Regions from separate parts of the Homo sapiens genome. Here region 1 is linked to region 2. Evidence: read pairs that join two places in POLR2A ChIA-PET (ENCODE). Cell type or tissue: endothelial cell of umbilical vein. All regions are shown on one strand. Each heading gives the region's core, and the rest is flanking DNA. Links, peaks and the distances in the headings are about the cores only.

Region 1 (8,335 bases), core at 199-8,198, 67 kb before region 2:
AAGTGATCCTCTTCGCCTTGGCCTCCCAGTGCTGGGATTACAGGCGTGAGCTACCATGCCCAGCTGAGGCCCAGTCTCTTTAAATAAAAAAGAAAGAAAGAAAAATAAGAAGTCTATGTTGGTAACTACCAAATCCATATAACTGGTCCTTCATATGTCTAGTCTTGTAGTCTTATCAAACTTTACATGTCTAAGATTATTTTCCTGAAAACCCATTCCCTTCACCTAATGAAGGGAGTAGGTTGACTCTAACGCCCTGGCTCTCAGGCTCCAAGCCTCTGGAAGGAATCTGGCTAGGTGTTCTTCCTTTCTTCCATGTACTCACTCAGTTTCCCAGAAATGTCTCTAGTTTTTCTTTTATTTCCCCTGGCATGTAACTATGTCAAAACCAATATATCATTCCAGCCCTGGATCAGGGCAGCCATCTACTAAATGGCCTTAAAGGCTCTATACTCTCGCCTTTGTAATCAGAGAAAGTTTCCTTAAAACAATCACTTAGGTCATTTCCCACAAACAATAAGTTCCTCTTGCCCTCAATCAAAATTCTGCAACCTGGAGAACTGCTTGAACTCGGGAGGTGGAGGCTGCGGTAAGCCAAGATCACGCTGCTGCACTCCAGCCTGGACGACAGAGCAAGACTCTGTCTCAAACAAAAACAAAAAACAAAAAACACATCACTATGTACCCCATGAATATGTACAATGATTATTTGCCAATCAAAATTCTGCATCCTCCAGAAGCATGCTATCCAAACTTCTTTCATCATCCCTCTCCCTCTGGAGGAGGACTCCTGGCTTTCCAAGCCGAAAATCACAGGGATAGTCACTACTGTCTAAGGTATTTATCTGTTCTGTAATTCAATAAGGAACAGGGCTGACAGGAAAGGAAAGAAAAATCCTGTTCACACCTAGAGGAAAACATGGACAAAAATCACAAGTCAATTGTTGTCTAGAACTGATGATTCCCTCTGTGACTTACATAGATCTCTTTCCCCTGAACTTTTGGTCATTATAGTTGAAACTCCTGGGAATTTCACCCAAGTTATTCACATCCTTGACTACTAGAGAAAAGCAGCTGTTGACCTTTCAAAATTCCATTGGTTGACTTTAGGAACTGTATTGAATTCGTCATGAACTGCCACGCAAGTCATGAATTTTACAATATGTGCCCAAAATAAAGCCAACCATGAAATCTCATTCATTCCACAATTATTTTTGGTGGTGGTGGTGGGTATCTACTATATGCACAAAAACCAGGTAGCTTTTTTTTTTTTTTTTGGTAAGGCCTGAAATAGGGCAAATAAATTAAGATCTCCAGATTTCTTTAGGTACTTAATAATTTGGAGTTAACAGATTTTCCTCAAGGGTGTATTAGACACTATAATTAATAGATCTTTACCTTCTACTCCTTTACCAGCTCCTACAAAGCAGCAATATTAATAATGGTTGAATTTTTAATTTTATCCTGCTTGCAGTCTGTAAACATTAAAAGACAGTGAAATTCTACAAGAAAAGAAGAGTAGTCAAAAACCTATAAAGAGTCCTACACTGCACACAACTAAGCAGTTGTTATTTTTGAAAAAAACTTGCAAACAGAGGGCCCTAAAAGATGACAGACAGCCCCTCAAGGAAAACTTCAGTAAAACCAATCGGATAGGCAGGCAGAATTCAAAGAAACAGTTTTGAGATTAAAAGTAATATTCTCTAAAATAACTAATTTGAGCCGGGCGCAGTGGCTCACGCCTGTAATCCCAGCACTTTGGGAGGCTGAGGCGGGCAGATCACTTGAAGTCAGGGGTTCAAGACCAACCTGGCCAACATGGTGAAATCCTGTCTCTACTAAATATACAAAAATTAGTCGGGTTTGGTGGTGGGCGCCGGTAATCCCAGCTACTTGGGAGGCTGAGGCAGGAGAATCGCTTGAACCCAGGAGGCAGAGGTTGCAGTGAGCCAAGATTGCACCACTGCACTCCAGCCTGAGTGACAGAGCAAGACTCCATCTCAAATAAAATAAAATAAAATAATAAAACAATTAATTTGAACTCAACTTCAGTGACAAAAAGCCCATTTCTCCACCTGTTTTGAGGGCACACAGGTGGAGAGCTGAAGCAACCCACCAGACTTCCTGCAGTGCTGTGGCTCAGGCCCAACTGGCCACAGGGCTCACAATGCTGCACCTAGTTTACTGAAGGCTAACTAGCTGCAATTAAGATAATATAACCCGCCACCAAATACTAAAAGGTATATTAAAGAATTCATACAATTACTTGACTGAGAGGGTCTCATGTGTGGAGAAAATATATAAAAAGTCTAAGCTCAGCAGATTCACATATCTTCTCATATTAGCCCATGGGGATCTTTAAAAGATAAAGTCTTAATGAAGAGGGCCATGCAGGCAACAAAACAAAACAAAATAAAAAAACAGAAACAGGTGAAAACACCTCCGAAAAGAAGTGGGATGCTTAAAAAACACACCAAACTCTTCCCTCCTCCCACCTCTCAAAAAAGGTGGCTGGGTGCAGTGGCCCATGACTGTAATCCTAGCACTTTGGGAGGCCCAGGTGGGCAGATCACTTGAGCCCAGGGGTTCGAGACCAGCCTGGACAACATAGTGACACCCCCATCTCTAGTATAAATAAAAAATTAGCCTGATGTGGTGGTGCATGCCTGTAGTCTCTGCTATTTGAGAGGCTGAGACAGGAGGATCACTTGAGCCCAGAAGGTTGAGGCTGCAGTGAGCCACGCTGCACTCCAGCCTGGGTGACAGGGCAAGACCTTGTCTCAAAAAAAAAGAAAAAAATAACAATTAGTAGGAATTCAAACACTCAAAGAATGTTTGCAACATACATGATAAATACATTTAAATCTCAGTAGTAGCATTTTGGTTTTTAAGTATTCAAAGCTAGAAACAGGTGTTCCTGTGCTGTGTGGGAAAGGGCAATATGAAAGATGCAGGGCGCTGGCCTGGCGTGGTGGCACACGCCTGTAATCCCAGTACTTTGGGAGGCCGAGGCAGGTGGATCATGAGGTCAGGAGTTCAAGACCAGCATGGCCAAGATGGTGAAATGCTATCTCTACTAAAACCACAAAATTAGCCAGGTGCGGTGGCAGGCGCCTGTAATCCCAGCTACTTGGGAGGCTGAGGCAGGAGAACTGCTTGAACCCAGGTGGCAGAGGTTACAGTGAGCCGAGATTGCGCCACTGCACTCCAGCCTGGGCGACAGAGTAAGACTCTGTCTCAAAAAAGAAAGAGAGAGAGAGAGAAAGAGAGAGAGAGGGAAGGGGGATGGGGGGAGGGACAGAGAGAGAGAAAGGAGAGAGAGAGAAAGAAAGAAAGAAGAGAAAAGAGAAGAGAAAAGATAGATGGACAGATGGATGCAGGGTGCTGAAACTGGGAAAACCAGCCACATTCTGCTCAGGGCCAGGCTACCAGGCCACCAAACTGAGGTGTGTAGTTACAGGACATAGACTGTTTTTAAAGCATTCCAAACCCGCTTAAAAGGTAATTTCCCATTCATTGCCTAATTGTAGCCCCTTTCCCCCCAACATATTTAAACTTCAGAGAGTTGCAGAAGAAAATAAGTGCTACTGCATAGATCACAATGAAGAAAACAAGCTCTTGTTCATCAAAAACACTGCTCTTGTTGCATTGTCAATCTCAAAACAATTCTCGTCTATTTGGGTGTTTTTTAGAGGTAATTCATCCTCGTTCAAACCTTATAACCCTGCTTACCTTAAGAGCTTGTAAGCTAAAACATGGTAATAGGATTTGTTATTAACCTTCCAGAAATGAGGGCAGTTAATGTGTAATTAGCTAGCTGGATAGTCTTGCTGTCATACTAAAACTCGCTATTCAAGCTTGTAATTACTAGACAATAATTTAGTTGTTAATATCAGAAAAGAATAACAAGAGGTAACTTCCTGCAATTACAAGCCAAGTGTCCATACGCTGGGAAGACTTTATAACTCAGTAATCGTAAGTGAATGAAGATAAAACAAATCAAGGTTACATTTACATATAATCAAGAATGAAACAAGCCCTAAAATCAGAGCCCCTACGAAAGTAGAGCATAGCTGTGGCTGTCTTTCAGAGCCATACCCTGGCTGGCTCATGTCCCACGATCCAAAAAGCCTGGACCACCCCATGGTTTTAAAGCTGACCACCAGTGAGTGTGGTATTTTTAATGAATGTCCACTAAGTTGTTCAAAGCCAGCAAGACTCCATTTTTATGTATATAACTAGTTAGACTCCTGAGCCACATACACCTCATCTGAAGATTTCCAAGCAGACAGATAAAGAAGGTTGGTTACGGAGCTAGCTAAGCACTGTTGAAGCGCAAATCCACAACTGAGCACATTTCTTTATTATGTACAACAGGTGACATTATCCCAATAGTACTGGACAGAATTGCTCTACTTGGCCTCTATCTACAAATAATGACATCCAGCTGTTCCAAAGGCAGGATGACGTTTGTGATTCAACATGGACAGATCAATACTGAAGTTCTCAAGCTGTTCAAATAGTAGTTGGCCAATTAATCATCCATGAAGACACATACATGTATTTCTTATCTGTGTAGTTACACTAAAATGTTTAGGAAACAGCATGCACTAATCCAGCATAAAGCATTATTTTAAGATATACCTTCTGCCAAAATCTGAATTATTTGGGAAGATTCACAGACTATCTAACTGAAAAGGGGATGGGATAAGTGTTAAATTTGTATTTTAAATTTCTAAATGCCTGGTAAAATAAATTTTAGGTGCCTGTAGTCCCAGCTACTCGGGAGGCTGAGGCAGGAGAATGGCGTGAACCCGGGAGGCGGAGCTCGCAGTGAACTGAGATCGTGCCACTGCACTCCAGCCTGGGCGACAGAGCGAGACTCCGTCTCAAAAAAAAAAAAAAATTTGTATCTCTTGCCTAATCTCAAAGTCCTTGAAGTATTCCTTCTGTTGTAGTCAATTTTATTTGCCTGTTACTAACTCCCCAGATAACTCTAGGGGAAGACTTTTCCCAAATGTTGATTTTTCTCTCCAGCAAAATAAGAGTAGAAGTATCTAGTCCACTGGCTAGCAACCCTAAGAGTGAAAATGTAAACTGCCCAATTTCATAAGAAAATTGTCTTCCACCTCACTTCTCCACAACTTTTTTTTTTGTTTGTTTTTTTGAGATGGAGTTTTGCTCTTATTGCCCAGGCTGGAGTGCAATGGTGCAATCTGGGCTCACTGCAACCTCCGCCTCCCGGGTTCAAGCAATTCTCCTGCCTCAGCTGTCCGAGTAGCTGGAATTACAGGTATGCGCCACCACGCCTGGCTAATTTTGTATTTTTAATAAAGATGGGGTTTCTCCATGTTGGTTATGGCTGGTCTCGAACTCCCGACCTAAGGTGATCCGCCTGCCTTGTCCTCCCAAAGTGCTGGGATTACAGGCATGAGCCACCGTGCCCAGCCTACAACTTAATCCATCATATAAATAATTTACGAAGGCAGTCAAAGAATGAGTAAAATGAAAGCTGGAGAGAGAAACACATTTGCAGGGATCAAGCATGCCTGGTCCAGAAGGGTGGGATGAGAGAGAGATTAAAGCTGTATCGCAGTGAAGGCACCTGGGCCCCCAGGAGTGCAGGGTGATAAGCCAACTACAGATAAAATATATTTTGGAGAAAAAAAGGAAAACTGGAAAATAGAAGAGTGCTTAAAAAGCTACCTGTGGCTTAATGAACTCTCCTATCAGTCCTTAAAATTAATTTGTTTTGAAATGGAAATCCAGATCCCCTTGGCTACATTTTATGTTTCTCAGAGCTTCTGTCACTGCTGTCTGGAAGAGCAGGAAGGGATGCAAAAAAAAAGATGCTATCATGCAGGAAGCCAAAATCACTTTGGTCATCTGCTACTTTCTGTTTAATGTCATAACAATAACAATAGATAACTTCATACTTGATAACTTCATACTGATGGCAAGCATCTTACAAAATTAATCCGATTCCTCACTATAATTAGCTCTCTTGTAAGGTTAAATAATACAAAATTAAAAATTACTGGGTGAGTAAACCACAATTATACCAATTTTGAACTCTGAATAAACAAATTGCACATACACTTGGCAAAGAGAAAACAGGATAAGAACAGAAGCAATGAGTCAACTGGCTTACCAGAAATCAATGGCGGGGAAGGGTGTGAGGGGACAGAGGACTAAATTTACTGCTAACATGAATGTTGTTTAATATCAGGCTATGATTAACATACATCTGAAATTTCAACTGTGAATTGTTGTTACGCTACAAATATGTATACCCACAGAACAGTACATGTCCTGGGGCAAGGTAAATGGCAGGAAATTTCACAATCCACTCCCTGCTCCCTCATCGAATCTACAGCAGAGGAAAGTGTTGAAACAAGTTTTAGGTGCCAGGCTTAGCCTTTTGCTTTTCAGTTGAATATTTATGTTGACACGCCAACTTTCTCCTATTAGTTATTTAGTGTTAGTTTTTTTTTTTTTTTTTTTTTTGGCGGGGCAGGGGTTGGCGGGGGCAGTCCTTTGAACTAAGATTCTCTCAGGAACCACTGCAGGAAATGAAGTGATTCAGAACTCACCAATTATGAACTAACCTTCAATGCCAGAGGCTTTAACAGTTTCTAATAAAAATTCAGTTCAGATCTCAAGTTCAGATAAGTCTGAAAAAACACTTCAAGGTCATCTGAACGAACATATTCTACCAGTACTTTATATAATTGTATTTACCTGTTCCTAAAACTTTCCGTGAAAGAAATGTTGAATTTTCTTCAGAAATAGTTTTGAGCAAAATGTCAAAACAATTCTCCCATGCTCAGTGTACTTTTGACTATACTCTGAAAATATTTCTTCTTGTTTTCCTGCACTTACCTGTTAGTGTGCTCACACTCCTGTATTATGGAACATGTTCAGTAACTCATACACATGTAACACAGAAGTCTGCTTTCAGTTCACTTGGACCAACGTGGTTTAACTCTTGCTGCTTATTAAATGCTTTGCAAGCTAATGTAAGTACACTAACATTTTATAAATGTGATGAAAACTTACTCATGTTGGCCACTTTACAAAGTAGTCTATCAGTCCTCAAATAGTTAAACATATTATCCAGCAATTTCACTCCTAGGTATATACCCAAGAGAAATGCAAACATGTCTACACAAATACTTGTGCACAAATATTTATAACACTCATAATAGCCAAAAGACAGCAATAACCCAAATGTCTATTATCTGACAAATAATGTGGTTTATCTACACAATGAAATATTATTCAGCCATAAGAACTTCCGATACATGCAACACGGATCAACCTTGAAAACATTATGCAAAGTGAAAAAAAAAACAGTCACAAAAGACCACATATTATATAATTACGTTTCTAAGAAGTGTCCAGAAAAGACAAATCCACAGAAACAAAAAGCAGATTCGTGGTTGCCTAGGGCGAATAGTTAAAGGGTACACATTTATTTTTGAGGTGATGAAAATGTTCTAAAATTGACTGTGGTGATGGCTGCATATAACTGAATGTATTAAAAACTACTGAATTACACACTTTAAATGGGTGATTTGCATGTCTGTGAATTATAATTCAGTGAAACTGTTATTTTTTTAAAAAACCTGTTCTGAGACATGAAGTACTTGACAGTCAGCAAACATCTTTCACAAAGCTTTTCTGGTCAATGGTAAAAGCTTTAGCAAAACTAAACATCAATTTACTTCATTGTAATTGGAACCAGATTGCAGTATTTTGATATGTACATTTTTAAGATGTGAATGTAGTTTAAGAAAACACATCATTACATCAGATATTCCAGGCAGCCTGCCATGAGACATTTTTACCAAAAAAACCATCTTAAAAGGAATCCATTTAATCAAGCTCGGAGTGTATGTTCTTTCTTGTTGCCTCAACTATATGCCATCATCTCCCCTAAAACTCTCTTGTTAAACAGTTCTGGACATGATTAATTCACTCATTAAGACAACAAATAGTCGAACCCTTATTGTGCACCAGGCACTGTTACAGTCACGTGTGCGTGTGCGTGTGTATAGAGAGAGAGAGACGAGAACAAGACAAAGTCCTCACTCATGGTGCTTACAATCCAAGGGGATAAGATAAATAATATACAAATACCAGTTTTAGAAGCTTATTGAAAACGGGGTACTAGCCAGGCATGGTAGTATGCACCTATAGTCCCAGCTACTGGGGAGGCTGAGATGGGAGGACTGTTCGAGCCTAGGAGCTCAAGGCTGCAGTGAGCTATTATCGCACCACTGCATTCCAGCCTGGGCAACAGAGTGCAACTCTGTTTCTATGTATTAAAAAA
Region 2 (8,335 bases), core at 309-8,308:
AACATAAGCTTTCACTTCAAACCGACCCAGGTTTGAGTTCTGGTTTCAACACAAGGCTTATGACAGTAAATTACTTATCTTCTCTGAGCCCACTCCCTTGATGAAATAAAGAACCACACTCTCTGCCAGACAGTCCAGGGAATTATCAGTACCATAATAGAGAATTTAGTTGTTCAGAGTCAAAGCTCCCGAGTTATACAGACTGAGCTTATCTCTCAGCTCTGCAACTTACTTGGCATGAGATAGGGGCCTAAGGTTTCATCTTTAAAACAGAAAAAAAGAAAACAGTACCTACCTCTTGAGTTATTCTGAGGACTGAGGAAGATATTTAAAGTGCTAAAAAACACAATGTCCGGCCCAGGATGCGCTCAAATGTCAGCTGTTACTACTATGATTAATGTGTCTGGCACACAGTAAGCACTCTAAGAGGCTTTTCATTAGTGTAAGTTATAGACCAAATGACAACTTCCAACTTCAAGACCTGATCTTTAGGGGAAACAATGTCTTTCCCCGAGGCTGTGAAATTAACTTTCACAGCTTTAAAGGAGTGGCAGAAGCACATTTCCTGCAACAAAAACCACGGGCTTGGCTCCCTCTTGTTAAATGGTAGGAAGGTTTCTTCACCTGCTTCTTCACACTTTATTTAAATACTAAATACAGCCGGGCGCGGTGTCTCACACCTGTAATCCCAGCACTTTGAGAGGTTGAGACGGGCAGATCACGAGGTCAGGAGATCGAGACCATCCTGGCTAACACAGTGGAACCCCGTCCACTAAAAATACAAAAAATTAGCCGGGTGTGGTGGCGGGCACCTGTAGTCCCAGCTACTTGGGAGGCTGAGGCAGGAGAATGGCATGAACCTGGGAGGCGGAGTTTGCAGTGAGCCGAGATTGCGCCACTGCACTCCAGCCTGGGTGACAGAGCGAGACTCTGTCTCAAAAAAATAAATAAATACTAAATACTACTACTGGTACTTTCAGGCAGGCAACACCCTTAACCTCTAAACAGAACGAACTATTTTCCCCACATATGGTTTTCAGAGCACTAGGAAGAAACACTGAAACAGAAAGGCATCTGTTTAGAAGCAGAACTTTAACTCCTTGTAAAACAGCCTGCCCGTACCTGTGGCCAAAGCAAAAGCAAACGGGCTAAGTGGCCCAGACCCTCCTAACTCTGCCTGTCTTTCAAGAGAACTCCTACCATCCCCAGCATGCAGTTGCTTTTGAGCTCCCTTTGTATCTCAAAATCCATAAAAATGTTGAGTACCACAGATCGTTCTTTCAATCATCAGTTCAGAATACAGAAACAGACCAAAGGCAATGCAAAGACAATCTATAATTTAAAAATTCCTTGACCTCTATCTGCCTCGTAAGTCCATCTAGCTAAAATGTACATTTCATATAAAGTTCAATTATTAAAAAGCCAGAAAAAATCCATAAAACCCTCTGAATCTTAGAAAGCTCTCTCAGATGCATTTTAAATTTTCAAATAGCTCACATGCCTGCACTTGTTAACTTTTCGTCAAATGACTTCAGCTTTTTTTATATAGGCAGGTAATTATATTCATTCCAGGACTTTAACATCCTAAACACAAAGTTTAACCGGCATTATAACCAGCTTAACAGAAAAATCCTCTTCCATTAAACAGATCCGATTCAAGGGGTATCTAAGAAAAACAGGAAAACAGTTTCCAGATACAGCACTGGCTTTTATCCACCACAGAAATCAACAACTCAGCTTCTACAAACTTTAACAAGTTTGCTTTAAATTTCTAAGCCATTTGAAATAGAATATGCACAAGTGGTTAATGATCTTGTATTTTCTTCCCACTTAAAAAAAAAAAAAGAAGCCATTTATCACACTCAAGTTCTAACAATTAAAAAAAAAAAAAAAAGCCTACCAAAAATCAAATCCCAAACCACAGCCATCCTCTCCAGAACTTTGCAACAGTCTAGTTCACATCTACAAGCCTTACTTTTGTTTGGAAAGCTAGGGGGAAGGAAAGCAGCCTGTTTTAGATTTCATTTCTAGGGAAATAGAAATAGACGCAAAGCCTCAAGGTTACACAGTACACACAGAGAACATCCTGTCCACTAGCCTAAACACACTCTAAGCATGTACACGGCTAATGGCCAAACCACCTGCAAAAGTTCCATTTGCGGCTGGGAGCGGTGGCTCACACCTGTAATTCCAGCACTTTGGGAGGCCAAGAAGGGGGATCAAGAGGTTAAGAGATCAAGACCATCCTGGCTAACACGGTGAAACCCCATCTCTACCAAAAATACAAAAAATTAGCCAGGAGTGGTGGCGGGCGCCTGTAGTCCCAGCTACTCTGGAGGCTGAGGCAGGAGAATGGCGTGAACCTGGGAGGCGGAGCTTGCAGTGAGCCGAGATCACACCACTGCACTTCAGCCTGGGCGACACAGCAAGATTCCGTCTCCAAAAAAAAAAAAAAAAACACAGCTGGGCATGGTGGCAGGTGCCTGTAGTCCCAGCTACTGGCAGGAGAATTGCTTGAACCTGGGAGGTGGAAGTTGCAGTGAGCCGAGATCGTGCCACTGCACTCCGGCCTGGCAACAAAGCGAGACTCCGTCTCAAACAAACAAACAAAAAGTTCCATTTGCTGGGTCTCACATGTTGCCTACAAATTCGAGATTATGCTGTTTTTCATTTTATTTTAGAACAGTCACCTTGTATCCAACTGATCCAGCCCACTTTTACTGCCAAGGTGTTAACATGCATTACATTTGCTGAAGACAGAAAGAAAATGAAATAGTCCCAGCCCCTACCCTGAGGACACACCCTCACATCCCTACTCCTTCTCCATCAGCTAAACTGTGTGTGTGCAGATGTGTGTGTGCCTGCTGGAGTCTGGGGTGCAGGGAGGTTGGTGGTAACAAAAGACCATGAGGCTGAGACAATCAACTAGCCAGGGTTTTCTGAGAAGAAAGGGCACAGGCAGGGACACTGGGCAATACATGCTTCTGTCTAGTTCTTTTCATCTCAAGCATGGTTCACGCAGTAAAAGGTCTCCCTGGACTAAATCCTGAACTAATAAAAAGCCTTTATTTTAGAGAGAGCAGGGAAGTATGTAATTGTTAAATATCAAGGAGCTAGGAAACACAATTAAAACTTTGAACTGGGAGGTGAAAAGGAGGGGTAAAAAAACAACAACTTTGAACTGTAAGGTTTAAAAAAGTTAACCTACCTGCATAGGATTCTCCTAAATTAAAAATAGGATCTACACAATGCTCAGTGTTGCCCCTGCATCTCAATGAACATACCAACATACCTTTGAATACGCTCCTTAACACTAGCACAAGTGTGAGACTTCTCACCAAAAGCTAGTATCAAGTATGCACACGCGAATAAGTGCTTACTATTCCATGCTATGGTTCACATCTATTCTTTTAAGGCACTGAGAATTTCAAAACACGACTCTCTGTAATTTGCTCTCCAAAAACTGCTTTTATTAGACACTGGCAGGCCTCAAACTTTCATGTCTTAAAGCAAGACAAATGCTCCTATTAAAAAGGGACTGGCAGCCCAGGAATGCCAAAAGCTGCAAGAAGTCCAAAGCAATCTCTCATATCATCACCTTTATATATACATGCACGCACATACAGTTGATTAACAGGAGGCACTCCAGCTTTCTAAAGGAAGTTCTTTTAACTATATCCATACTTGCTACATACAATGTAGCAAGAGTAAGAGATAAAGACTGAAAGTATCCTCATGAAAGACATTGTCCAAAAAATCCAAATTCTTTTTTTTTTTTTTTTGAGACAGTCTTGCTCTGTCACCCAGGATGGAGTGCAGCAACACAATCAAGACTCACTGCAACCTCTGCCTCCTGGGTTCAAATGATTCTCATGCTCAACCTCCTGAGTAGCTGGGATTACAGGCATGTGCCACCACACCCAGCTAATTTTTGTATTTTTATTAAAATAGAGACAGGGTTTTGCCATGTTGGTCAGGCTCAAGTGCCCGGCCCCAAAATCCAAATTCTTAAAATTACCAACCTGTACAAAGCTATACCTATTCATATTTGACAATAAAAAACACCTGTGAAGACCATTTGTTGTCCCACTGAAAACTAAGGAGCATGGGCTGGATGCTTGAGGCCAGGAGCTCACAACCAGCCTATACAATGTAGACCCTTTCTCTATGTATATGTTTAACATGTAAGAAAGAAAAGAAAGAAGGCTGTGCACTGTGGTTCTTGCCTGTGATCCCAGCACTTTGGGAGGTTGAGGCAGGTAGATCACTTGAGCCCGGGAGTTTGAAATCAGCCTGGGCAACATGGTGAAACCCCATCTCTACAAAAAAATACAAAATTTAGCCAGGTGTGGTAGTATACGCCTATAGTACCAGCTACTGAGGTGGCTGAGGTAGAAGGATCACTTGAGCCCGAGAGGTCGAGGCTGCAGTGAGCTATGATTGTGTCACTGCACTCAAGCCTGGGTAACTGAGCAAGACCTTGTCTCAAAAACAAAAACAAAGTAAAAAAAAAAAAAAAAAAAAAGCACCAAAAAACAAGGCACATGGATGAAAGGAAATGTGTCATATGCTAGGAAAGAATAGAAAATGACCAACTCTAGTTCAAAGGAAATATAATAATTTCTATTATCTACCTGTTTCAAAAAGACTATAGTAAACAGCTAAGCTAATGCGTTTGAAACTGAAATTAAGACAAAAACTTGATTGACCATCACGTTTAATACCAGAATCCATTCCTAGACTTGTAAAAACAAAATAAAACTCCTGTTAACACCCTACTTAAAACCTTCAATGAGTCTGGTGCCGGCAGCATACAACTCCACCTGCCTCCATATCTGCAGGCTCTCCTCTGCTTATTCCTTGGCCTCACCAATCCTGGGACTCTACAGTCATGAACACTCATTAAGTTTCTTGAATAATGTGGTTTTACAGCTCTATGCCTTTGCCTCCCCTCCACCCGGAATGCCCCTCAACTCCACAGCTCTCTGAAAATGCCCACTCATCTTTCAAGACCAAGGTCAAACTTCATCTCTTGGAACAGCCCCATTTCCCTAGGCAGGCTGCACATTGCACCCCGTTGTGTGTCCCTTTGCCACTCACTGGGAGACAAAGTTCATCTCTCTCCTAGAATGCAAGCTCCCTAGAATAGGAAAGCCATGTCTCACCTCTCTTGTTACCATCTTTACTGCTTTGCACAGGGTCTGACAGAAAGAAGGCACCAAAAATATTTGACTAGAAAATAAACTGAGAAAACACTGGGATACCATTTCACATCCATCAGATAGGCAAAATGTTAGAAAGCTGGATAAATGATGGTGTGGATATGAATAAACAGGAACTCTCATATGTTGCTGATGGGAATGTGAGTTTGGTAAAATTACTTTGAAGAGTGATATTTTTCATCTCTCGCCAAGCTGAAAATGAGCACTGTCAAAGCAGCAATTCTGCTTCAGGTTACATACATTAGACTATTATTTGTCAAATATTGTCCTGATCAGCTTATTTTTAAATGAAGGGATATTTATTCATATCTCAAGTATGCATCTCTCACATTGTATGCGTAAATATTTTTTCAGGGTAAATATTTTATAAAACTATAATTTCTATTACATGTAAATATTTATGCATATATATATGAACATTATGCAAATAAACACACACATATTTTGGGTATCAATGTAAAATACATTTCTTACTGTGTCTAGTGAACAAAAAAGGCTTGAAAAACACTATCCCAGAAAAACACATATGTGCTCAAAAAGACACTCATAAATGTTAATTATGACACTGTATATAACGGTGAAAAACTGGAAATAACCTAAATGTGCATTAACAAAATGGAAAAAATATGGTACACATATAACTCAATATAAATGAACTGGAAACAAATGAAGTAAAGCTACTAGAATACTTCTAATAATATCAATAAATCTTAAAAGTAATATTGAATCAAAATGTATATTTATATAAACATACAAAATACTACATACATACATATATGAGAAAATAAACATGAATGGTATGATGACAATTCAAGAAGACAGGGAGGGAAGCGGAATCAGGAAAGACATCACAGGAGGCTTTAGTGTAACTTCAGGTGTTATTACCTCAAAAAAAAGTTCTGAAGACAATGTTAAAATCTGACAACTGGGAAATGGATGCTGTTCATTATTTTATTCCACATATTTGTTGTGGTGCTTAAAATATTTTGTCATTGAAAACAATGTAATAAACAAATGACTAGAAAAAGTCAAAAAAAAAAAAAAAAAAAAAAGCAATCTTTAAAATGTCCTGGTGTTGGCCGGGCACAGTGGCTCACTGTTTAGGTGGTCAAAGTGGGAGGATCACTTGAGGCCAGGAGTTTGAGAACAACCTGGACAACCTATCAAGACTCTCTGCCTCTAAAAAAAAAAAGTCCTGGTGTTTATAGTTCCAAATCAATATATATTACACGTGATTTTTTTTTTTAAAGCTAACATTGGTGTGCTTATGTGTTAGATACTGTGCTAACCACTACTACACAATTTCACTTACTTGGTAACAATGACCCTTTGCAGCAGGTACCATTATTTTCTGCTAGACTGTGTCACTGTCTCTGATCTTTACTCTTGAGGGTCCAATTGTACTCATCATTCTATATTTTCTAAGGGCAGAAAAATGGACTCATCTATTTAGAGACAGGGTCTCACTCTGTCACCTAGGCTGGAGTGCATTGGTGCAATCATAGCTCACTGCAGGATCAACCTGCTGGGCTCAAGCAAACTTTTTAAAATATGCAGCTACAAAAGCAAATTTAAACCCTAATTTAAAAGCTGATTTTGCCGGGCATGGTGGCTCACGCCTGTAATCCCAGCACTTTGGGAGGCCGAGGCGGGCGGATGACTTGAGGTCAGGCGTTCAAGACCAGGCTGGCCAACACAGTGAAACCCTGTCTCTACTAAAAATACAAAAAATTAGCCAGGCATGGTGGCACACGTCTGTGGTCCCAGCTACTTGGGAGGCTGAGGCAGGAGAATCACTTGAACCTGGGAGGCAGAGGTTGTAGTGAGCTGAGATCACGCCACTGCATCTAGCCTGGGCAACAAGAGACTCTGTCACAAAAAAAAAAAAAAAAAAAAAGCTGACTTCATAAATTATTAGAATGAATGAGAACATTTTTCCCACTAACATTGCATGGGTTTCAAACCAATCTTTTTGGCGCTAACTTTGTCTAATTACTGTTGTTTAAAATGTAAAAATACAGGCTTTCTTTCTTTGAAAGTGGCTAGACAAAACATCTCACCATTTCAATATTTCCTCTATGGATATTACATGATATAATTGAAGTTACTATTAATATCCTCTGGTGTGATAATGGTACTGTGTTTATGTAAGAAAAGTCCTTATTCTTTTTTAATTTTTTTTTTTTAGACAGTCTCACTTTGTCACCCAGGCTGGAGTGCAGTGGCACGATCTCGGCTCACTGCAACCTCTGCCTCCTGGGTTGGAGCAATTCTCCTGCCTCAGCCTCCTGAGTAGCTGAGACTACAGGTGTGCACCAGCCACCACGCCTGGCTAATTTTTGTATTTTTAGTAGAGATGGGTTTCTGCCATGTTGGCCAGGCTGGTCTTGAACTCCTGACCTCAGGTGATCCACCCACCTCAGCCTCCCAGAGTGCTAGGATTACAGGCATGAGCCACCGTGCCTGGCCTTTTAATTTTTATTTTGAGATGGAGTCTTGCTCTGGCACCCAGGCTGGAATGCAATGGCATGATCTCGGCTCACTGTAACCTCTGCCTCTTGGGCTCAAGTGATTCTCCTGCCTCAACCTTCTGAGTAGCTGGGATTACAGGCAGACGCCATCACGCCTGGCTAATTTTTGTAGAGATGGGATTTCAACATTTTGGCCATGCTGGTCTCGAACTCCTGACCTCAAGTGATCCACCCGCCTCGGCTTCTCAAAATCCTGAGGTTACAGGCATGAGCCACTGTGCCCAGAAAAACAGTCCTTATTCTTTGAAGATGCATGTTAAAGTATTTACACTGAAGTCTCACAGTATTTGCAAATTATAAATGGCTCAGCCAAAAATATGAGATAGCAAATATAGCAAAATATTGAGTCTACATAGTAGGGTGGTATACAGATATTTATTTATACTATTCTAATTATATGTATCTGAGTTATTTTGTTTTAGAGATGGGGATCTTGCTATATTGCCCAGACTGACTTGAACTCCTGGGCTTAAACGATCCTCCAGCCTCAGCCTCCCAAGTAGCTGGGACTACAAGTGCACACACAGTGCCTGGCTTGTATCTGAGATTTTTCTTTTTTTTCTTTTTTTTGAGAAGGAGTCT

Evidence for each region. Peaks named below come from ENCODE experiments on the same cell type or tissue, not always from the same donor. Only the 100,000 strongest peaks of a DNase experiment are listed, where the experiment ranks them.
Region 1: POLR2A ChIA-PET joins it to region 2 with 10 read pairs; 5 of 35 experiments call an interaction of 5 or more read pairs at or near these places.

What each region holds. Positions count from the first base shown.
Region 1 is chr7:129,847,576-129,855,910 of GRCh38, forward strand. The region is part of intron 5 of UBE2H (ubiquitin conjugating enzyme E2 H); the gene reads right to left. Among named protein-coding and RNA genes, the nearest start is that of MIR183, 77 kb to the left of the region's middle. In endothelial cell of umbilical vein, for the core only: no CTCF peak of the experiment used is centred there; DNase peaks (open chromatin) are centred at 6,176 and 7,836; H3K27ac peaks cover 785 bases.
Region 2 is chr7:129,914,597-129,922,931 of GRCh38, forward strand. The region is part of intron 1 of UBE2H (ubiquitin conjugating enzyme E2 H); the gene reads right to left. Among named protein-coding and RNA genes, the nearest start is that of UBE2H, 34 kb to the right of the region's middle. In endothelial cell of umbilical vein, for the core only: no CTCF peak of the experiment used is centred there; DNase peaks (open chromatin) are centred at 1,985 and 4,625; H3K27ac peaks cover 1,511 bases.